Linked DNA regions of Homo sapiens: regions 1 and 2 are each linked to region 3. The links are chromatin loops, found by intact Hi-C in ENCODE. Cell type or tissue: heart left ventricle. All regions are shown on one strand.

What was found. Hi-C counts contacts between places; a loop is a spot of excess contacts. Peaks named below come from ENCODE experiments on the same cell type or tissue, not always from the same donor. Only the 100,000 strongest peaks of a DNase experiment are listed, where the experiment ranks them.
Region 1: a loop joins it to region 3, with 2.7 times the contacts of the local background. A loop is called at or near these places in 19 of 110 quality-filtered maps.
Region 2: a loop joins it to region 3, with 4 times the contacts of the local background. A loop is called at or near these places in 5 of 110 quality-filtered maps.

What each region holds. Positions count from the first base shown.
Region 1 is chr3:15,061,273-15,069,272 of GRCh38, forward strand. It overlaps MRPS25 (mitochondrial ribosomal protein S25), which reads right to left and starts at 4,043. Exons shown (of 4, transcript NM_022497.5): 1 at 3,789-4,043. The coding sequence starts at 3,922. RefSeq lists an enhancer at 4,023-4,202. In heart left ventricle, no CTCF peak of the experiment used is centred here; DNase peaks (open chromatin) are centred at 3,669 and 4,059; H3K4me3 peaks cover 3,130 bases; H3K27ac peaks cover 1,345 bases.
Region 2 is chr3:15,400,796-15,408,795 of GRCh38, forward strand. It overlaps a transcript of METTL6 not described here. Among named protein-coding and RNA genes, the nearest start is that of METTL6, 23 kb to the right of the region's middle. In heart left ventricle, a CTCF peak has its summit at 4,827 (motif pointing left); no DNase peak of the experiment used is centred here.
Region 3 is chr3:14,922,294-14,930,293 of GRCh38, forward strand. It overlaps FGD5 (FYVE, RhoGEF and PH domain containing 5), which reads left to right. Exons shown (of 20, transcript NM_152536.4): 15 at 118-255; 16 at 753-882; 17 at 1,715-1,845; 18 at 3,777-3,905. It overlaps LOC105376963 (a long non-coding RNA gene), which reads right to left and starts at 1,769. Exons shown (of 4, transcript XR_007095829.1): 1 at 1,684-1,769; 2 at 8-1,055. RefSeq lists an enhancer at 1-1,047 and silencers at 1,892-2,071, 3,349-3,643. In heart left ventricle, a CTCF peak has its summit at 3,539 (motif pointing right); no DNase peak of the experiment used is centred here.

The DNA.
Region 1 (8,000 bases), 140 kb after region 3:
CTGGACTGTACTGCTGCCATCTCGGCTCACTGCAACCTCCCTGCCTGATTCTCCTGCCTCAGCCTGCCCAGCGCCTGCGATTGCAGGCGCGCGCTGCCACGCCTGACTGGTTTTCGTATTTTTTTGGTGGAGACGGGGTTTCGCTGTGTTGGCCGGGCTGGTCTCCAGCTCCTAACCGCGAGTGATCCGCCAGCCTCGGCCTCCAGAGGTGCCGGGATTGCAGACGGTGTCTGGTTCACTCAGTGCTCAATGGTGCCCAGGCTGGAGTGCAGTGGCATGATCTCGGCTCGCTATAGCCTCCACCTCCCAGCCGCCTGCCTTGGCCTCCCAAAGTGTCCAGAGTGCAGCCTCTGCCCGGCCACCACCCCGTCTGGGAAGTGAGGAGCGTCTCTGCCTGGCCGCCCATCATCTGGGATGTGAGGAGCCCCTCTGCCTGGCTGCCCAGCCTGGAAAGTGAGGAGCGTCTCTGCCCGGCCGCCCATCGTCTGAGATGTGGGGAGCGCCTTTGCCCCGCCGCCCCATCTGGGATGTGAGGAGCGCCTCTGCCCGGCCGCGACCCCGTCTGGGAGGTGAGGAGCATCTCTGCCCAGCCACCCCGTCTGAGAAGGGAGGAGACCCTCCGCCCGGCAGCCGCCCTGTCTGAGAAGTGAGGAGCCCCTCCGCCCGGCAGCCGCCCCGTCTGAGAAGTGAGGAGCCCCTCCGCCCGGCAGCCGCCCCGTCTGGGAAGTGAGGAGCGTCTCCGCCCGGCAGCCGCCCCGTCCGGGAGGGAGTTGGGGGTCAGCCCCCGCCAGGCCAGCCGCCCCGTCTGGGAGGGAGGTAGGGGGCTCAGCCGCCCGGCCAGCCGCCCCATCCGGGAGGGAGTGCGGCGGGTCAGCCCCCCGCCCGGCCAGCCGCCCCGTACTGGGAGGTGAGGGGCACCTCTGCCTGCCGCCCCTAATGCGAAGTGAGGAGCCCCTCTGGCCCGGGCCAGCCGCCCGGTCCGGGAGGGGAGGTCAGGGGGTCAGCCCCCCGCCCGGCCAGCCGCCCCGTCCAGGAGGTGAGGGGGCGCCTCTGCCCGGGCCGCCCCTACTGGGAAGTGAGGAGCCCCTCTGCCCGGCCAGGCCGCCCCGTCCGGGAGGGAGGTGGGGGGTCAGCCCCCCGCCCGGCCAGCCGCCCCATCCGGGAGGGAGGTGGGGGGGGTCAGCCCCCTGCCCGGCCAGCCGCCCCGTCCAGGAGGTGAGGGGCGCCTCTGCCCGGCCGCCCCTACTGGGAAGTGAGGAGCCCCTCTGCCCGGCCACCACCCCATCTGGGAGGTGTGCCCAACAGCTCATTGAGAACGGGCCATGATGACAATGGCAGTTTTGTGGAATAGAAAGGGGGGAAAGGTGGGGAAAAGATTGAGAAATCGGATGGTTGCCGTGTCTGTGTGGAAAGAGGTAGACATGGGAGACTTTTCATTTTGTTCTGTACTAAGAAAAATTCTTCTGCCTTGGGATCCTGTTGATCTGTGACCTTACCCCCAACCCTGTGCTCTCTGAAACATGTGCTGTGTCCACTCAGGGTTAAATGGATTAAGGGCGGTACAAGATGTGCTTTGTTAAACAGATGCTTGAAAGCAGCATGCTCGTTAAGAGTCATCACCACTCCCTAATCTCAAGTACCCAGGGACACAAACACTCTGCCTAGGAAAACCAGAGACCTTTGTTCACTTGTTTATCTGCTGACCTTCCCTCCACTATTGTCCTATGACCCTGCCAAATCCCCCTCTGCGAGAAACACCCAAGAATGATCAATTGAAAAAAAAAAAAAAAGAAAGTTAATAATGGCAGGAACCTTGAGTTGAGCAACTGCTGTATATGCCAGACACTTTGCTAGGCACCTGACTCTCCAACCCCAGAAGGTGGGGTTTTACAATTTAAGGAAACTAAGGTCAGAAGTTAAGTAAACTGCCCCAGGTCTAACTGGGCTGATTAGTCTGGCCTTCGATCACACTGTTCTGTCACCATCAAATTCACCCTGAGGCTTGGGGACCACTTGTTCAGGGTAGAACACCTGGCAGAGGTGAGTAAGGACTTGGCCCTCAAATACTAAATAAGGCACCTTCCCATTGCCCCCAGCAGGTACCCAAAGACTGGCTGGACCGGTCGCAGGCACTTGGGATGGAGGTAGGTCCCAGTGGGGCAGCTGAAGGGCTGAGGGCACATGAACAAACAAGGGCTGGGGATTGGGGGAGGACTGCGGCTAGCCAGAGCAAGGCAGACAGACTCCAACCCACGGGTACAAGATCACAGAGGGCACAGGTGGCACAGGCCAGCCCCTACCACCAGGAACAAAGAAACAGTGAATGGCTGTTTGTATCCCATTTACCTAGAGGACATTAAAATATCTGAGAATGTAAGTAAGAGGCTCACAGGCTTATTTTGATTGGCTGGCCATTTAAAAGCCAGAGATTTACATAAAAACCTAGATTTCAGCTTCTTGACAAATGAGAAATTCTCCACGGAGCCCACAATGCCAAACAGTGAAGGGCCCTCTGGATAGGGCATGTGCTCTCCAGCTCGCTGCGGGCCGCACCGAGACCCCCACCCCTTCCCATTATCTGCCTGGCAGTTGCCCGGGGACAAAGGTGTGCACAGTTGTGCAGTAGGTTATGAAGGAGTATCTGGGTGCCCATACACCCTAAGACCAAGACCAAGTCTTCCAGGAAGCCATCAAGCCAGCTGATTCCAGGCAAGCAGGTCCAAGTTATCAGATTCACCTGCGCAGAGCAAATGGCTAGGAAGCGGCTTCCGGATCTCTTGAAGGGCCATGCAGTGAAGGTCCGTCACCAAGGGGACCATGCCCCACAAGAAGTTGCTCCCCGCCCCCACGCCTCATTTTGATCCAACATACACCCAAGTCCCAAAGTTTCTGCGGGCTAAGGCTGCCTCCTCCATCACTGCTGAACTCCCAGCACACAGCACACAGCCTAGCACTCAGAGTGTACTCAATAAATGTAGACTTCATACCTGCAGAGCCTAAGGCACTGCTTAGGGCTGCCTCAGGGTCAATCCAAACCTTTCACTTGCCAACTGCCATTCAATGAGTCCCTACTCTGCTCCAAGCTGAAAGACATCCTAGGCGTTCCCTACAGTTCCTTCTAGTCGGGGTAGGGTCTGCCGCTGCACAGCTGACATAATTAATCACTTCCTTCCAAACCTTGAGTCCCGAAGGAAGCGGCCACACTGCCCGGCTCACCGCTCACCGGCTGGCATGGTGTCTCGTGGAGCTGCAAGTTACTTAACCTCTCTGTGCGCTTCCCCAGCCTTAGAGTGGGGATAAGCTGGGGTTTCTCTAGGCATCAGAAAAAAGAAAGCGCGAGAAGCATTCAGAACTGTGCGAGATATGATCAGTGTTCGCCGCTGTTATTTCTCTCATTTTATCCTCAGATTCGTCCTGGGGTGTCACCCCCGTCACCCCGAAAGGATCTGCGGCTGCCCCTCCCCAGCGCTTGCCTTGCTGGCCAGAGGGGCCAAGGGAACTGGTGGCCTCCCTCGGGTCAGCCTCGCCCACCGCGCCGGAGGAAGGAGATCCAGGAGTGGGGTTCTTGTCCTCCGCCCCCCAAACCTCGTCACGACTGCAGCCGGCCCGGCGGGGGCCCCGCCGTCCGCCTCAGTCTGGACCTCTGTAAAATGGGGGTAACAGCGCCGACCTGGGGGGCCCGCCCCGGGGATGAACGGCCGCCCAGAGCGACTCGGGACCTCACGTTACCAGCAGGCTGGCACGACTAGCAGGTTACGGCTCGCCAGGCGGCCGGGGCTGCGACTGACCTGGCGCCCTCGCCCAGCTCCCCATGCGTGTTGTAATTCACTGTCATGACCTTCACGGAGTCCTTGAACACCACGTTCCCCTGGCTCAGATATTGCAGGGTGCGGCGGATGGGGAAGCGGCCCTTCATGGGCATGGCGGCAACGGTGGCGGGGCCGACCCCACGGGCCGCGAGCCGAGCAGCGACGAGAAAGGACTAGCTAGCACCCGCGCGGATCTCACGCGGCTTCTCCCCAGAGCCAGGTTCCACTTCCCGCGCAGACGCACAGGAGACGCTTCCCGGCGGGCAGCGCACGCCGCGGAGCACTCTGGGACTTGTAGGCGGCCTTCGACCCGGCGCGGCGAGAACCGGTGTGTGCAGCTTCGCTTTAGGACGCCTTCCCCTTGGAAGGTTTAGGTTGTCGCGTCCTGTAAATTAGTCATTTCCCCATCCACCCACGGGAAAATATTTTTACATAGGCTAAAAGTCAGACATTGCAATAAGAAATAATCAGGAAAGCTCAGTTTGGATACCAAGTCAGCTGATAACGTCCTATTGAACGTATTGTCCATTTTTCTCCCCAAACATCTCCAGTTTTATCATGAAGAGTTCAAACTGCACTTTCTGACGTTGACTTAAACTTCTTAGCAAAAGAAAAAAAGATGGTTTGGGATCAATTCCTTCCTAAATTCAGCCACTTAACTCAGGACCTCAATTTTTTCGTAAACAAACTATGGGTGAGATGTATTTCTAGGGCCAGGCGCGGTGGCTCCCGCCTGTAAACCCAGCCTTTGGGGAAGCCGAGGCGGAAGGATCGCTTGAGGTCAGGAATTCGAGACCAGCCTGCCCAACATGGCGAAACCCCGTCTCTACTGAAAATACAAAAATTAGCCTGGTGTGGTGGCAGCACCTGTGGTCCCAGCTACTCAGAAGACTGAGGTGGGAGGATCGCTCGAACCCGGGAAGTTGCAGTGAGCCGAGATCGCGCCACTGCACTCCAGCCTGGGCGACAGAGCAAGACTCCCTCTCAAAAAAAAAAAAGATACATTTCTGAAGTACTCTTGATCTGAAAGGTATTTCTCCTTCTCTTTTGAAGAGTGATTTTGCCAGATTTAGAATTCTAGGTTAGTGTTTTTCCTTTCCCTCCCTCCCTTCTGGAGTGCAATGGTGCTATCTTGGCTCACCGCAACCTCCGCCTCCCAGGTTCAAGTGATTCTCCTGCCTCAGCCTCCCGAGTAGCCGGACTTACAGGCATGCGCCACTACACCCAGCTAATTTTGTATTGTCAGTAGAGACGGGGATTCTCCATGTTGGTCAGGCTGGTATCAAACTCCTGACCTCAGATGATCCGCCCGTCTCAGCTTCCCAAAGTGCTGGGATTACAGGCGTGAGCCACTGCGCCTGGCCCTGGTGTTTTTCTTTCAACAATTTAAATAGTTCACTCCACTCTTTTTTTGCTTGCATGGTTTCAAACAAGTAATTAAATGCAATTACATTTATAGGTATGATGGCTTTTTCCTTTAGCTTCTTTCAAATTTTCTCTTGGTGTTTGGTTTACGGGGTTAGAATAAGGTAATGCAGATCTGTAGATGTTTTGTATTTGTCCTGCTTGGAGTCCTCTGAGCCTCCTGGATCTGTGATTTCATGTCTGTCATTAATTTTGTAAAGTTCTTAGCCATTTATTAGTTCAGGTATTTATTCTTCACTCTTTTCTCTTTCTAGTATTCAAGTTAAATGCATTTTATGTCTTCTGGAATTGCCTCATAGTTCTCGAATGTTCTGGCGGGGTGATGGAGGTTCTCTTTGCATTTTAGTGGGGAAGTTTCTGTTGACCTATCTTCAAATTCATTTAATCTTTGGTTATGGACAGTCTACTGATAAGCCCATTAAGGCATTTTTCATTTAAGGTTTTAACTTCTAGCACTTCCTTTTGATTCTTAGGGTGTTTGTTTGTTTGTTTTGAGACAAAGTCTCTGTCACCCAGCCTGGAGTGCACTGGTGCAATCTCTGCTCACTGCAACCTCTACCTCCTGGGCTCAAGCAATTCTCCCACCTCTGCCACTTAGCTGGGACTACAGGTGCACACCACCATGCCTGGCTAATTTTTTTTTTTTTTTTTTTTGAGACGAAGTCTCGCTCTGTCACCCAGGCTGGAGTGCAATGGCACTATCTTGGCTCACTGCAACCTCTGCCTCCCAGGTTCAAATGATTCTCCTGCCTCAGCCTCCCAAGTGGCTGAGATTACAGGTGCCCACCACCACACCCAGCTAGTTTTTGTATTTTTAGTAGAGACAGGGTTTCACCATGTTGGCCAGGCTGGTCTTGAACTCCTGACCTCGTGATCCACCCGCATTGGCCTCCCAAAGTGCTGTGATTACAGTCATGAGCCACTGTGCCCAGTCTAATTTTTGTATTTTTAGTAGAGATGGGGTTTCACCTTGTTGGCCTGGCTGGTCTCAAACTCCTGACCTCAAGTGATCTGCCTGCCTCAGCCTCCCAAACTGCTGGGATTACAAGTGTGAACCACCACACCTCGCATGATTCTTAGTTTTCTTATGTCTGTTTACATTACCCATCTGTTCTTGTATGTTGTTTACTTTTACCATTAGACCCCTTAACAGACCACATTTTAAATTTCTTGTCTGATAATTCCAATATCTGAGTGTGATTCTGATGTTTGCTTTGTTTCATCTGATTGTTGGGTTTATTTTTTTCCTTGCCTTTTAGCATGCTTATAATTTTTTTGTTGAAGGTAGAATATCCACTCTATTGGGCCATAGGAACTGGGGTAAATAAGCCTCTAGAATGAGAACTTATGTTAATCTGGCTCAGAGTTGAGAGCTGTGTTTAATGTTTGCCATAGCTGTAGGTGTCAGAGGCTTCCAGTTCCTCTAGTGTCTTTGTGTTTATCTCCTCTTGCCTTTGGGCTTCCCTCGATATTCCTCCTGAGAGAGTCCGTGTCTTGCAGCTCTTCCAGGTATAATTCACTGTTACTATCCTGGAGTCCTGTTGATGTGGTGGAAAAACATGGGGGAGGTGAAGCATTCTATAATCTTACGATTAAATCTCAGCATTTTAGTGGGCTTGTGTCCTTGGGCTGTGACCTACACAAGTGTTCTTTCCTTTTTTTTTCTTTTTCTTTTTTTTTTTTTTTTTTGAGGCAGTGTCTTGCTCTATCACCCAGGCTAGAGCGCAGTACAGTGGCGCAATCACAGCTCACTGCAGCCTCTACTTCCCAGGCTCAAGCAATTCTCCCACCTCAGCCCCGAGTAGCTTGGACTATGGCATGTGCCACAATGCCTGGTTAATTTTTGTATTTTTTGTAAAGATGAGGTTTTGCTATATTGCCCAGACTGGTCTTGAACTCCCGGGCTCAAGCAATCTGCCCACCTTGGCCTCCCAAAGTGCTGGAATTACAGGCGTGAGCCACCGCACTGGCCCACAAGTGTTTCTTAGTTCCCCTTTGTACCCCCTTACATGACCCAGCCCTCCTCCAGATGGATAAGGCTCTGTGAAAAAGTGCTTTCCTCTGGGGAATAAGCTTTATTATGGAGAAGGCTCTGATTACAAAGATGATTCTCCCTTTCCCCTGCCAGAGTCACCAGAGGGTCTTCCTCAGCTCTTCACCAATAGAACCAAGTAGGGTAAAACCCAGGAAAGCGTTGGGGGTGAGGGGGAGTTGCTCCCTCCCATGCTAGTCCACACTCAACCTCCAGCAGTTCATCAAAATTACCATTTAAGTTTTCCTACTAGCTATGGCTCCCGTGGCTTCTGCTCCAGGCAATTAGATCTTGCTCACTCTCTGGACTCACCTCTCTCTAGATTTTGGGATGGCAGTTTGACCTGCACACTCAGCTCTCTAATGGGACCAAGAAAGGCCAATGCTTTTGAGTTTGCCCAGCTTTTTCTTGTGGTAAGGATAGGATAACTTTCAAACTCTACGTGTCTGAGCTAAAACCAGAAGTGCTTTCTGAAGTATTTTTACAACTACGCTAGGCTTCCTGAAGAGTTAGGCAGAAGTTTTTCATCTTAAAAGTCCACAGGAGGCACTTGCTAGGGATGAAACACCCCATTCCACATTAGAAACATGGGTGTCCACATACAACACAATCTAGGGCAGCTTGGGTTTTGCAGTCAGACAGACCTAGGCTGGAAACCCAGCAGTGCAACCCTAAGCAAGCTTAACTTCACCACTCACTCATTTCTGCATGTGTAAATGGGTTGTTGGGAAGAC
Region 2 (8,000 bases), 480 kb after region 3:
TTGCTTCCTTCTTGTGCGTGAAGTTTTTTCCCCCATATAGCATCTCCATATCCTTTAATAATATTTATCATTAAACATAACTGAAACTATACTTGTGAACAGTTTTGGAGTGATGGAGTGCAATGGCTGGATATCAGCTCACTGCAGCCTCAACCTACCCAGGCTCAGGTGATCCTCCCACCTCAGCTTCCTGAATAGCTGGGACTACAGTCACACACCACCACACCCAGATCAGTTTTGTATTTTCTTCTTTTTTTTTTTTGAGATGGAGTCTCACTCTGTCGCCCAGGCTGGAGTGCAGTGGCGCAATCTTGGCTCACTGCAAGCTCCACCTTCCGGGTTCACGCCATTCTCCTGCCTCAGCCTCCTGAGTAGCTGGGACTACAGGCGCCCACCACCACGCCTGGCTAATTTTTTATATTTTTAGTAGAGATGGGGTTTTACCATGTTAGCCAGGATGGTCTCGATCTCCTGACCTTGTGATCCGCCCGCCTCGGCCTCCCAAAGTGCTGGGATTACAGGCGTGAGCCACCGTGCCCAGCCCAGTTTTGTATTTTCTGTAGAAATGGGGTTTCACCATATTGTCCAGCCTGGTCTCGAATTCCTGGGCTCAGCTGATCCACCCATCTCAGCCTCCCAAAGTGCTGGGAATACAGGCATGAGCCATTGTGTCTGGCCCAGTTTTACAATGTTATGTACAAAGCCTCAAAGGTGAAGGATACAGTGAGCCATGTTCACGCCAAAAAAAAAAAAAAAAAAAAAGAAAGAAAGAAAAAAAAGAAACAGGTCACAAAGTCCCTGCTAATAAGACTGGTTGCGGTAAAGAAGCCAGCCAAAACCCACCAAAACCAAGATGGCAATAAAAGTGATCTCTGGTCATCCTCACTGCTCAAAATACACTAATTATAATGTATTAGCATGGTAAAACACATGCCCACCAGTGCCATGAGTTTACAAATGCCTAGAAGTTACCCTATATGGTCTTAAGTGGGGAGAAACCCTTAGTTCTAGGAATTGCCCGCCCCTTTTCCAGAACGTTCATGAATAACCTACCCCTTATTTAGCATATGATCAAGAAATAACTATAAGTATACTCAGTGGGGCAGCCCATGCCACTACTGTGCCTATGGAGTAGCCAGCCATTCTTTTGTTTCTTTACTTCTCTAATAAACTTGCTTTCACTTTACTCTATGAACTCGCCCCGAATTCTTTCTTGCACAAGGTCCAAGAACCCTCTCTTGGGGTCTGGATTGGAACCCCTTTCCAGTAACACAATGGGTTCATTTTGCTTGCTGCCCAGATAGAGCCAGATCGGGACCTCTTTCCAGTAACACAATGGTTCATTTTGCTTGCTGCCCAGATAGAGCCAATCTGTCAAGACAAGAGAAACTGCACTGGGGAGAGACTTTCATTCACGGCTGAATGAGAGACCAGAGTTTTATTACTCAAAACAGTCTCTCCAAAAATTCAGACTAGGGTTTTTCAAGGATAGTTTGGTGGGCAGCAGGGCTAGGGAATGGGGAGTGCCCATTAGTTGGGTCAGAGATGAGATCTTATGGAGTTGAAGCTATCCTCTTGGGCTGAAGTGATTCCTGGGTGGGGACCACAGGAACAGCTGGCAGGTCTGAGTGGCAGTCGTCAGAAATGCAAAAACCTGGCCGGGCATGGTGGCTTACACCAGTAATCCCAGCACTCTGGGAAGCTGAGGCGGGCAGATCACCTGAGGTCAGGAGTTTGAGATTGGCCTGGCCAACATGGTGAAACCCCCTCTCCACTAAAAATACAAAAATTAAGCAGGCGTGGTGGCACACACCTGTAATCCCAGCTACTTGGGAGTCTGAGACAGGAGAATCACTTGAACCGAGGAGGCGGAGGTTGCAGTGAGCCGAGATGGGGTGCCACTGTACTCCAGCCTGGGAAACAGAGTGAGATTCCATCTCAAAAAAAAAAAAAAGAAAAAGAAAAAAAAAAAGAAATGCAAAAACCTGAAAAGACACCTCAAAAGGCCAATCTTAGGTTCTACAATAGTGATGTTATTGCAGGAGTAATTGGGGAATTGCGAATCTTGTGGCTAATTTATTCGTCCTAAAAAGACACTCTGGCACCAGGCAAGAAGAGGGTTTATTTCAGGAAAGAGCTGTTATCATCATTTCAAAGTTAAACTATAAACTAAATTCCTCCCAAAGTTAGTTCAGCCTAAAGTTAGTTCAGGAATGAACAAGGATAGCTTGGAGGTTAGAAGCAAGATATAGTCTGTTAGGTCAGATTTATTTCACTGTTGTAATTTTCTCACTGTTACATTTTGCAAAGGTGGTTCCAGGACTTCAGGAATATGCCACCATGACTGGCTTTTAAAATTTTTTTGTAGGGGTCTCATTATGTATCCCAGATTGGTCTCCCAACTCCTGGTCTCAAGTGATCTTCTTGTCTTCAGCCTCCCAAAGTGCTGGGATTATAGGTATGAGCCACCATGCTGGGCCTCATTTAATTTATAATTATTTCTAATTAGAATTGACCATTTTGCCCATTTTGTCAGCAGTTTCTTTCTTTCAGGAGTTGTCTCATTTTGCCAGTCCTGATATTTTTCTTATAGATCTAGACATGTTTGGCAACATGCTCCAAGGAGCTACGTGTCATGTTCTCATCTCCGTGGCCATGCCCCAGACCAGAGAATATAATGCCTCCACTGTGAAAATATTCTTTCCAAATGACAGTGACAGTTATGGCACTCACGATTTCCACAGCGTTTCTTCCTCTTTTTCCTTCTCCTGGTTTTCTGAGTGTATTTGTTTTCCTAGTTTATCTTACTCTGGCTGAGTGAACATATGACTGGAGCTGTTTCCCTACCTTCTAGCACATGCGCATGTTACTGGGAAGGGATCCCAATCCAGACCCCAAGAGAGGGTTCTTGGATCTAGCAAAATAAATAATTCAGAGTCCATAAAGTGAAAGCAAATTTATAGGAAAGTAAATGAATAAAGAATGGTCACTCAACAGAGTAGCCCCAAGGGCTGCTGGTTGCCCATTTTTGTGGTTATTTCTTGATTATATGCTAAACAAGGGGTGGATTATTCATGCCTCCCCTTTTTAGATCATAAAGGGCAACTTCCTGACATTGCCATGGCATTTGTAAACTGTGATGGGGCTGGTGGACTGTAGCAGTGAGGATGACAAGAGGTCACTCTCGTCGCCATCTTGGTTTTGCTGGGATTTGGCTGGCTTCTTTATTACAACCTGCTTTATAAGCATGGTTTTTATGACCTATATCTTATGCTGACCTCCTATCTCGTCCTATGACTAAGAATGCCTTAACCTCCTGGGAATGCAGCCCAGCAGGTCTCAGCCTCATTCTACTCAGCCCCTATTCAAAATGGAGTTACTCTGGTTCAAATGCCTCTGACACCCACTATCCCTTCACCCCTACCCTGCACTCCAGCCATAGTGACCCCAGAGTGCCCTGCATCCAGCTGGTACCCATTGAACACAATTTAATGAAATACCACACATTTGAGGAGGACAGGAAGGAAAAGTGAAAAACATCTGATTTATTTTACTTATTTATTTGAGACGGAGTTTTGCTCTTGTCACACAGGCTGGAGTACAGTGATGCGATCTAGGCTCACTGCAACCTCTGCCTCCCAGGTTCAAGCAATTCATCTGCCTCAGCCTCCCGAGTACCTGGGATTACAGATGCGCACCATCATGCCCAGCTAATTTTTTTTTTTTTTTTTTTTAAGTAGAGACAGGGCCTCACCATGTTGGCTAGGCTGGTCTCGAACTCCTGACTTCAGGTGATCCGCCTGCCTCGGCCTCCCAAAGTGCTGGGATTACAGGTGTAAGCCACCTTGCCCTGCCCTTATTTTTAAATTTTTATTTATTTATTTTAAAGACAGGGTCCTGCTATGTTGCTCAGGCTGGAGTGCAGTGGCTGGTTTATTCACAGGTGAGATCATAGTGCACTGTAGCCTTGAACACCTGGCCTCAAGTGATTCTCCTGCCTCAGCTTCCCAAGTAGCTGGGACTACAGGCATATGCTACTGTGCCCTACTAATTTTCTTTTTAATAGAACATTTGGTTTCAGTAGCAGAACTTACTTAAATTTGTGAGAAATGTCTGCTCCCCAATAGAGAACATGGCCCTGCAAAACAGTCTTGGTTTACTCATTTCACAATTTTCCCTTCCTCAGTTGACAACTGTGAAATAGGGAACCAAATGCTATCAAAGATAGCTACAAATAATATCTGCGTGAGGCAGACAATTATCTGTGCTGCAGACCCTTCTCTGCTTTGGCCTTAATTCCAAACAACAGTAAAAGCAAATCCACAAAACCATTTGGGGATAGGAAAGTACAAAGGGGTATTTACTCACAGGAAAAAAAAATTAGGACCCTTCATTGGTGTCCAGCACGTATTTATGCTCCCCAGTGTCCTGGGGGCCTTGCAGACGCCTTTCGAGCCCATCACAGACATTACCTTAAAATGCTTCCCAGATTTAACTGAAAGTAAACACCTTCAGAAGGGAAAGTAGACTGAACATTAGGTAAAAGCACCCTTGCTTTCTAATCTCCAGTGAGGCCAAAATTGATCTTATGAGCTCATAAGTTGATCTAGAAAACACATTTGTAATAAATATTTTCTATGCTCTTCAATGACAATTAAAAAATGGACACTATATAACTAAGATGGGATTGATCTTATGAGCTTTTAAGTTAATCTAGAAAACATTTGTAATAATCCATGCTCTTCAGTAACAATAAAAAAAGAACACTATGTAACTAATTAAGATGGGAGTAGAAGGCCAATAAAAACATCTAATGTCTAGCACCACCTTGTGGTACAACATTCAAATCCCGAGCCCTTACAAGGACCCCAAGATTAAACCTTCTTGAAAAAGACTTGGTTCATGAGCTGCTCTACCATTTCGACCTAACAATATACTTTCTGGAGAAATACAAAATAATAGAAATAACTAACACTTGACTGGTACTTTATAGTAAACCAAGCACTCCCATCTGAATGATCTCACTTAATCCTGGCAGCAGCCCTGCCAGGTACTAGGTACTAAGATCTCAGTCTTAGACATGTGGAGTCTGAAGTTCAAAGAAGTTGGTAGTTTGTACTGGGTAAGTCCTGCACTTGAACCCATTTATTCATATTCCAAATCCTGTAATAAAATTGTATTAGCACTATTGTATGGAGTATGTGTGTGTGTATGTGTATATATATATACACACGCACACACACATCACTATACTATATGTATTAATATATGTGAAAAGTTCAAAAGAAACATATAGTACTATATAGGATATTTTAATATAATATAGTATTTATACTATTTTTTATAGTACTGTTAGCCAGTACTCACTACGTTTCCGGCGACTGTTTTCTGGCTGTGAAGACAAGGCAATATTGGTTGACTCTTTGTAGTCTATATGATTCCACACAGTTTGCTACTAAACCAACCATGGTCTTGCTTTCCTAGTCCCTAAGCACCCAAACGTGGGAGAACCTGATCCTCTGTTGTATTAATTTAGGGTGCACTGATGGAAATGTGTCCAGCGAGAATGAACACAAGAACCTAGAGGCAATGAGACTGAAGCCATTTTTAGGTTTGGCCTTTAATATGCTTGTGAACCAATCTACTGGCTCATAGTTAAAATACTGATGGACTGGGTCACCTCATTAATTTAACAAGAAGTACATTTTACAATCAACATATCTTAAAGTTGGCAGCTGCCTGGGCCCACTTCCAACCCTGACCCAGCCATGAAAAAAAAAAAACAAACAGTTATATATATATATATATATATATATATATATATATATATATATAGAGAGAGAGAGAGAGAGAGAGAGAGAGAGAGAGAGAGATGGAGTCTCACTCTGTTGCCCAGGCTACAGTGCAATGGCATGATCTTGGCTCACTGCAACCGCCACCTCCCAGGTTCCTGCCTCAGCTTCTCGAGTAGCTGAGACTAAAGGCACCATGCCTAGCTAATTTTTTGTATTTTTAGTAGAGACAAGATTTTGCCATGTTGGCCAAGCTAGTCTCGAACTCCTGACTTCAGATGATCCACCTGCCTCAACCTCCCAAAATGCTGGGATTACAGGCATGAGCCACCACGACCAGCAGTTAATCTTAATGTATCTTAAATATATGAGAGGCCACTTGCTCAGTGTCAGAGGTCGGCATGTCATTAAACCAGCTTTAAATATTGTTTTTATTGTTTATTTTTTGAGACAGACTCTTACTCTGTCACCCAAGCTGGAGTGCAGTGGCACAACCTGGGCTCACTGCAACCTCCACCTCCCGGGTTCAAGTGAGCCTCGGCCTCTCAATTAGCTGGGACTACAGTGGACTACAGACATGCACCACCACGCCCAGCTAATTTTTGTATTTTTAGCAGAGACAGGGTTTTAACATGTTGGCCAGGCTGGTCTCCAACTTTTGGCCTCATGTGATCTGCCCACCCCAGCCTCCCAAAGTGCTGGGATTACAAGCATGAGCCACCATGCCCAGCTTCACCTTTAAATATTCTAAATGAAAACTTTTGCAGCCTGGCTTTATGGGGGTTAGAATTTGGGGCATAATTACTCCTGTGGGTAGAGACAACTCCAGGTTGTGTTTGGAGGAAACTGTTGGCCCCATTCACAGGTATATGCCCAGCCAACCACTGGCAAAGGAAGACGACTTCATCAACCTGTTTTGCTTTCTCTGAAGTCATTCTTACTTGTCTCTTGGCCGGATGGTCTGCCCAATAGCTACCCTTCTAAGGGACAATAACCTAGACCTCCTGGTTCCTAGATTCACATCAAACCCTCCACTGAGAACACTATTGATGGAAAACTGACCGAAGGACCAACAGCCCGTTAGTCTTCTAGGGATTCTAAACCCATCTAGACCAGCCCCTTTCAGTCCTCTTCATCCACTTATTTGACTAGTCCTTTGGGGGTTATATCTATGTTAAGCTATATTATCAGAAACAATGCTTTGATACTTGTGTTTATTATTGGTAAAACTGTTAAGTTTGCCATGTTGTAGTGTTCTCTTTATGGGAACTAGAGGGAAAGGTTCCTTAGATCTCCAGATTAGGGGTAGCTGCCTCAGGTTTATCGCATGGAGTCTGAACTTGATCTTGTTTCCTTCTTTACACTGACAACTAGGAAGCAAAATCTGTTATTTATCCTTAAGTGTATAAGACCTGCTGTAATGCAGTTTGTGTGGATAAGATTATTTTCCTGGCCTCAACTTTTATTTTCCTTTAGCCCAATTTCCCTACTTAAAATCGTGTAATTTTTGTATTTTTGTAAGTTGTCCTTAAACTTTTTTGGGGAGAATTTTAAAAATAGAAGAAAAACTACTCTCTGGTGTTAGACTTCAGAATAGAGGATATCCTTGTGGGGACAGTGACTGGAACGAGACACAGGGGTGGCGTGGGTTCTGGGGTGCCAGTCATGCTGGACGCGTCATACAGGTATGTTCACTCTGTGATGTCAGTGAGCTAAATACTTATGATTTGTGCACTTTTCTGTATGTATGTTAAGCTTCTATGTTCAAAAAATGAGGACTGAGGGAAATGATACTCACGTGCCATATATATGTACTTCCTTTAATCCTCTGAACACTTTTAAGTTAGTAGTTATCCCCATTATAAAAACGAGGAATGTGAGGTTCAAACAGGTTAAGGAATGAGGCCAAAATTCCAAATGACTTCTGATAACAAAAGCACAGGCTTATCCTACTACACTACACTGCTCCTTGCTCTTTTTTTTTTTTTTTTTCAATTGGACACGGGGTCTCGCTCTGCACCCATGCTGTAGTGCAGTGGTGTGATAATGGCTCACTCCATCGCTACAGCCTCCAACTCCTGGGCTCATGGGATCCTTCAACCTCAGTCTCCCAAGTAGGTGGGACTACAGGCATATACCACCATACCTGGCTAATTTTCTTATTTTTTTCATAGAGATGGGGTCTTGCTACATCACCCAGGATCCCAC
Region 3 (8,000 bases):
CACTCACCCACACATCACACACCCTGCACAGAGACGCAGGGCAGGGCTCACTGGGCTCTGCATCTGGCTGGTCTCCTGGCCACATTCCACATTACTCAGCCAATTCTGTTGCTGCAGATACGAGAGAGGCTGGGGGTTAGCCTTGGGGAGAGGCCCCCCACCCTGGTGCCTGTCACACACGTCATGATGTGCATGAACTGCGGCTGCGACTTCTCCCTCACCCTGCGGCGTCATCACTGTCACGCCTGTGGCAAGGTGAGTCGCTGCATCTGGGGTGAGTGTGTGCATGGGGGTGGGGTGGGGGAAGGGCATGTCCCTGCCCAGCCGGGGGCTCAGGGATGTCCAGCAGCTACTGTAAGCCCCAGAGTGAGGCATGTTCACACCAACCCGAGAGGAACAGATTGCTAATTCCCATTTTATAGATCATCAAACCAGAGCTCCAAGTCCCAGGCCTCTTCCACACCACCACGTTTTCAACAGAAAACCGTAGCATACGTGGCTATTGTGCTTGGAGAAAAAAGTATCATGTAGTGGTTAAGGGCGCGGGCTCATCAGAAAAGCAGATAGGCGCTGGCTCAGAAACAAGATGAAGCCTTGCCGGAAAAGTAGGGGACACGCACAGCTCCATGATCAGAACCTGGGGCTCCCTAGGGGCAGTTGTGGGTGGATTAGCAGAGGGAGCGGAGGGGAGGGGTGCAGGTCTCCTTTGCATGCACTGAGAGGGGTGAGAATCTTCCCACCTGGGCCTGCAGATCGTGTGCCGGAACTGTTCGCGGAACAAGTACCCGCTGAAGTACCTGAAGGACAGGATGGCCAAGGTCTGCGACGGCTGCTTCGGGGAGCTGAAGAAGCGGGGCAGGGCTGTCCCGGGCCTGATGAGAGGTAACCTGGGGACCACTTGCCTTCTTCCAAGTGGCCTGGTGGCTTCTCCCCAGGCTCCAGTGGCTTCTCTGTGGTCCATGGTTCATGCCTGAAACCGCTTTCCCTGGAGGGAGTTATTCACTCCATGGAGGGAGGAAACAGAGGTTCGGGCACCATTTTCCAATATGTGGATTCTGTGGAAAATTGATCGGTGTCCCCAGAAGAAGAGCTCTGTGGGTAGCTAAGCTTAGGAATCAGTGTGTGTGTAAGGGGACAGAGGCAGGGAGCTCCTGTGTCCTTTACCATAGAGGCCCTCTTGTCAAGTATCCTATAGGCCTGTGCCTGTAGCGCCTTTCTGGGACTAAGGACTATATAAGCGTGGCAGCAGAGGAGCTGGGGTCAGGGAGGGGTGAAGCTGTTCCACACAGGAGCCTTGGGAAGCTGAGCCGGCCCCTGAGAGACCTGGTCAGTGCTGAAGGGACAGGCCTTGCCCAAGCAGGGTCAAGTTCCCAGGAAGGAGAGCAGGTGTATCTTGGGCCTAAAACTAAAGTCTTTCCCTGGCCTCCACTCCACGGGGCTGGACTAAGGTCATCAGAGAAGACAGCCCAGTCCCTGCTACCTGGAGGCCTGGAGGTGAAGGGCTGTCCAGCGCCCTGGAAAAGCGTCCCCTCCCCAGCCCCCATAGCCTTTGTCTGTTCCTGCAGGAGGGAGGGAGGAAGAGTGCTTGACTTTCAGGTCCCACTTAACCCCCATGGCTCACATTCCTAGAGGGATTTTACAGGAATCAGTGTTCCAAAGACAAGCCGCAGGCACGCCTCTCACCTCCCTTCCATGTGGCTTCTTTCAGTTACAGAGCGGCCTGTGAGCATGAGCTTCCCGCTGTCTTCACCCCGCTTCTCGGGCAGTGCCTTTTCATCCGTCTTCCAGAGCATTAACCCCTCGACCTTCAAGAAGCAGAAGAAAGTCCCTTCAGCCCTGACAGAGGTAAAGCAGGCAGGGCTACCCAAGTGGGAAGTAGGGCATTTGGAAGGTTCATGGTCATCCTGGGTAGACGGAGTCAGACCCTGCCCTGTCCCAGCCTGACCAGTCTCTTCCAGACAGAGCATTCCTAATGGAAGCATCCCAGCTACGAGGACCGACTTGACAGTGATGGTGCTAGGCGACATCTTTCCCATCCTTCTCTCTACCTCTCCCCTCCTCCTCTTTCTTTTCTCTCCTTTTTCTCCTGCCCCATAGCTTAGATCTAGTACCCAAGCAGACTGCACAGATCACGGGGGCTCTTCATTCTAAAGGAGCCAAATTCCTGTGTTGGTCCTTCCATGTCATCCCCTCATCCTAGGGGTCCCAACCCGGCTCAGGTGTTGACGTCCCTGGAGGCCATGGGCTCCGCAGGAAACTTCAGAACTGGCTAAACTCAATTGTATCCCACAAATAGGACCAGATTGTATGTCTGTATTTCCATTCACAACCACAGACCAATGTATGTCTGTGAATACACAAGGAGTCCACAAGTGTGATCAGCTGCTTCCAAGTTAGTCCATTAATATCAAGTAGCAGGTAGCAAGGGTTTAAAAAAGTGTTAGGGAATGGAAAATTTAAATAGGTACAGTTTTATCCATTAACTTGTTCCTTTTGCAAATTAAAAATCTTGGAAATCACACATACGGCCGGGCGCGGTGGCTCACGCCTGTAATCCCAGCACTTTGGGAGGCTGAGGTGGGCAGATCACGAGGTCGGGAGATCCAGACCATCTTGGCTAACACAGTGAAACCCCATCTCTACTAAAAATACAAAAATCAGCCGGGTGTGGTGTCATGCAGCTGTAGTCCCAGCTACTCGGGAGGCTGAGGCAGGAGAATCGCTTGAACCTCAGGGAGGTGAAGGTTGCAGTGAGCTGAGATGGCGCCACTGCACACCAGCCTGGCGACACAGCAAGACTCTGTCTCAAAAAAAAAAAAAAAAAAAAAAAAAAAACACATACATGGTTAAACATTTTTCCCAAAAAAGTACAAAACAGCACATATGATGAAAAGTGAGTTTCTCATCCTTCCCAGCCTCCCTCAATCCCACTGCCATCAAGTTTCTTATGGAACCTTGTGGAAATTTTCATGCACATACATAATACAGATGTACATTCATAGATCTTCTTTTTCTACCCAGAAGACAACATATTATACAGAATCTCTTCTGTTTTCTCCACTTAATTTGTCTTAGAGATCATTTCATAATCACATATATGTATAAACCTCACATTTTTTACATTGCATTCCTCTTTTACTAGTAAGGAAATTGAGACTTAGAAGAAGTCAGCAAATTGCTCATCATTAACCACCTAGTAATTGGTAGAGCCTGAATGGGAAATCCAGGTTGGTATTAACTCCAAGCCTGCGTTCCTCACCACATAAAGCCTGTGGACAGAATACTACTACCCCCCGCCACCACAAAGAGTAGTAATAATAATAAAAGGACTTAACGCTGCACACACCCCACTAGGCAGGAGACTATAATACCTTTTAGGCAACAGTACAAAGAGGATCCCTCCCTAAATGTGAGGAAGAGATAAGTTGAAAGTGCAAGAGTTAATTTTAGAAGGAAGAACCTTTCGCCGAAGTACCTGAACGAAGTTTCTTGAGTTGAGGGGCTTAGGTTGAGAGGGAACCAAGAATCTGAAAAACCACTAGAGGGCAGCATCAGCATTCCCAAAGTCAGCTGGGTCCATTCATTAAATCCTGTTTCTCAAAGCATGAAGCACTATCTTGCTGACTTTGGTACTGGATAGATCCTGAGACCTTATCCAGTGTCAAAGCAGTATAAGTAGTCAGCCAAATGGTTTGCAGTGTCATTTTGAATTGTGCTCTGTTTGAACTGTGCCTGACCACCGGGGTGGGCTGACCGCTCTGCTTCCCTCCTGCCAGGTGGCTGCCTCTGGAGAGGGCTCTGCCATCAGTGGCTATCTCAGCCGGTGTAAGAGGGGCAAGCGGCACTGGAAGAAGCTCTGGTTTGTCATCAAAGGCAAAGTTCTCTACACCTACATGGCCAGTGAGGTAGTAGTGATCTGCACTCTCTCCCCTCTCCTCTCTCCTGTGAAATGACCCCCTGGGGCCTGCACACATCCTGTCACTTGCAAAGCTGTGTGAGTCCTGGCTGCTGAGCCAGTTCTGGTGGCAGTCAAGTCTTTAGTGAGCAATGCCATGTGCTCAATGTTGCTGTGGCTACACAACCACATATCACTTCAAAATCTAAGGAATTTGCAGTTTCTTTGTGGATATAAGAAGGTACGGACATGCCAAGCTGTGCCGCAAAGTGTTTAAATGGCACAGGCCCAGCATCTAGGACAAAGATGGAACAAGCCAGCCATGCCACAAAAGAAAACACCTTCCTACTGTCTGCTTAGATTGCTTGGGGCAAAATTCAGCAGTGTGGAGGAAGCTACTCCCTTTTTGTCTGTCCATTTCTTTTATAGGGTAACTCTAGTAATTCTTCTAAAGAAAACTGAAATCTATATTTTATAGAATATCTTACTTTAGGTGAGAGAGCCTTGGAAATCAAGCTTACTTCCAGAGTAGACAGATGTGTGGCCATGGTTGTGTAGCAGGGTGCTGTCTGGCCCTGACCCAGGCTGAACCTGTTGGATAATGTGAAACATTTCTATCTCCATGCTTCACCAGCTGGTGGCTTCTAGGTGGTCAGGCATAGTTTCAGCTTTGAAAATGGGAGTTAAATGTATTCTGACGAGCTGCAGAGGGTGGGTGCTTTGCTCCACTGGGATATGCATGTCAGGGCTGGCTCTTCTCCCCTGGCCACAGATGCTAGCAAATGTGCAAAAGGCACTTCCTTCTTTGGGGCATGAAGCTTCCCTCTGGAAGGACCTGCAACTGTGAAGGTTGCCGTGTGCCCATTCCCAGGGATCACAGAGGATGGCTTTCTAGAAGAAATTGCTTTGGAGCCATACTTAAACACTTAGCAAGGCCCCACATCTGTTTACTCTAAGCAAAGCAGGCAGACAGGGGATCTGCCATAGGCCTGAGCGGCTTGGGTACCCGGTAAGCTGCACCCCACCCTGAGGGGCCTTTGCCTGTGTCCACAGGTGGGGTCTTCCACACTGTGGGGGATTTTTATCTTTCCAAAACAAACTGAACAGTTGTCATGGAAGTGACAGCATAAGCTTATTTTAAAAGGTGGATTTAGGGGCCTGGCATGGTGGTTCACGCCTGTAATCCCAGGACTTTGGGAGGCTGAGGATCTCTTGAGGCCAGGAGTTCGAGACCAGCCGGAGCAACATAGTGAAACCCTATCTCAACGAAAAATAAAATGAATGAATGAATGAATGAATGAATGATGGACTTAAGTATGACTCCAAAACAGTTTCTTCTAGAAAGAGGAATTTACATAATTTCTCAACCTGTTCCAGCGATGGAATAAAGCTTTCAAATACCATCAAAGAAAAAAAGGTTCTGATGAAGTGGATAGCTGGTTTGCACTGTCTACACCACTGTGCACCCCTATCATGTACCCTGAGGTGGCCCAGAGCTGATGCAACTTGCTATTTAGTAACAGTCCTGGGAAAAAGCGACTATCAAAAATACATAGGAATCTTTATTTTTTCCAACATTTTCTGTTTGTTTCAAGACAGGGTCTTGCTTCGTTGTCCAAGGCTGGAGTGCAGTGGTGTGATCACTGTTCACTGCAGCTTTGAACTCCTGGACTCAAGCCATCCCCCCCAGCTCAGCCTCCCAAGAAGCTGGGACCACAAGTGTGTGACGCCAGGCCTAGCTAATTTTTTTTTTTTTTTTAATTTTTTTTTTTGAGATGGAGACTCACTCTGTCACCAGGCTGGAGTGCAGTGGTGCAATCTTGGCTCACTGCAACCTCCACCTCCCGGGTTCAAGTGATTCTCCTGCCTCAGCCTCCTGAGTAGCTGGGACTACAGGCGCCCACCACCACGCCCAGCTAATTTTTGCATTTTTAGTAGAGACGAGGTTTCACCATGTTGGCCAGGATGGTCTCGATCTCTTGACCTCATGATCCACCCACCTTGGCTTCCAAAGTGCTGGGATTACAGGCGTGAGCCACCACACCTGGCCAATTTTTTTATTTTTTGTAGGGGCAGTCTCACTATATTGCTCAGGCTGTTCTCGAACTGCTGGTCTCAAGTGATCCTCCCACCTTGGCCTCCCAAAGTGTTGGGATTACAGGTGTAAGCCACTGTGCCCAGCCTATTTTTTTCAACATTTTATTCTTTATTATATTTATTGTTTATAAATATTTTCAAACATAAAGGAATGTTGAAAGAATTTTACAGTGAACTAGCCGGGCATGGTGGCTCATGCCTGTAATCCCAGCCCTTTGAGAGGCTGAGGCAGGAGGATCACTTGAGGCCAGGAGTTAGAGAACAGCCTGGCCAACATGGCAAAACCTCGTCTCTACTAAAAATACAAAAATTAGCCAGGGATGGTGGCACGCACCTGTAGTCTCAACTACTTAGGAGGCCGAGGCAGGAGAATCGTTTGAACCCGGGAGGTAGAGGTTACAGTGGGCCAAGATCACACCATTGCACTCCAGCCTGGGCAACAGAGCAAGACTGTCTTAAAAAATAATAATAATAATTTTACAGTGAACTATCATATGACCATTAACTGGATTGTACAATTAACATTTCCTACATTTCTTTTATCAAGTACCTATCTATTCATCCTTCTATACCTTTTACTTTTTGATGTTTTTCAAAATATACTTAACCCTATGAATTCAATGTTTTTGTACCTTTTTTTTGCCTTTTGAGGTCTAATTTATATATAATGAAGTGCACAAATCTCAAATATACTATTTGGTGAGTTTTGATTAATGCACACACCTACAAATTGCCACTATCATCCTGTCCCCAGAGGCAACACCCTGTTCCAATTCTTTTCCACCATAGATTAGTTTTGCCTCTTGATCCTCAAACAGATGGAATCATGTGTGACTTCCATTAACCATGATGTTTTTGAGATTCATTTATGTTGTTGCATATAGCAGTAGTTCACTTCTTTTTAAGGCTGAGTAGTCTTCCATTTTGTGAATATACCAGTTTTGTTTAGCTGTTCACCAGTCAAAGGACATTTGGATTGCTTCTAGGTTTTGGTGATTATGAATAAAGCTGCTTTAAACATTTTCATACAGGTTTTTGTGGGAACATAAATTTTTATTTCACTTGGGTCATTACCTAGGATTGGAATTGATGGATCATAAGGCAGGCATATATTTGGTTTATAAGGAATTGTGAGGCCTTTTTCCAAAGTGGTGTGCCATTTTACACTCCCCCAACAACGTGTGTGAATTTGAGTTCTGGTTGCTCCACATCATTGCTAACACTTGGTGTTGTCAGGCTTTAAAATTTTAGCCATTCTGGTGGGGAGTGTTGAGGTAACTCAATGTTGTTTTAATTTAGATTTCCCTAGTAACTACTGATATTAAGCACATGATTGCTTTCATGTGCTTATTGGCCACTCATATTTCCATTTGAGAAGTGTCTATTCAGATCTCTTGTCCACTTTTTTTAAAGTAGGTTGTACTGTGATTAAGTTATAGGATTTCTTTCTGTATCCTGTATACCAGGCTTTTGTCAGATAAATGTTTTACAAATATTCTCTGCCTGTCTGTGGCTTCCCTGTTCATTTTCTAATGAATGAATGAATGAATCTTTTGGTGAACAGCAGTTTATAACTTTGAGGAAGTCTACTTTGTCAGTGTTTCCTTTTATGACTGTTGCTTTCTGTGTGCTAAGGCATTTTTGTCTACGCAAGCTACAAAGTTATTTTCCTCTATTTTCTGAAAGCATTAATGTTTTAGCTTTTACTTCTAGGTCTATCTCAAATTAATTTTTGTGTGTGGTATGACATGGGAGTTGAGGTTCCTTTTTTTCATTATGGATATCCAGTTGTTCCAGCACCATTTGTTGAAAAGACTTGCCTCTCCCTATTGGATTGCTTCAGTGTCTTTGTTAAGTCTCAAATGATTGAATAAATAGAGGTCTATTTCTGGACTTTCCATTGTGTTTCATTCATATATTTACCAATCCTTATGCCAGTACCAAACTGTCACAAATACTGTAACTTTATAGTAAGTCTTGAAGTCAGGTTGTGTAAGTCCTCCAACCT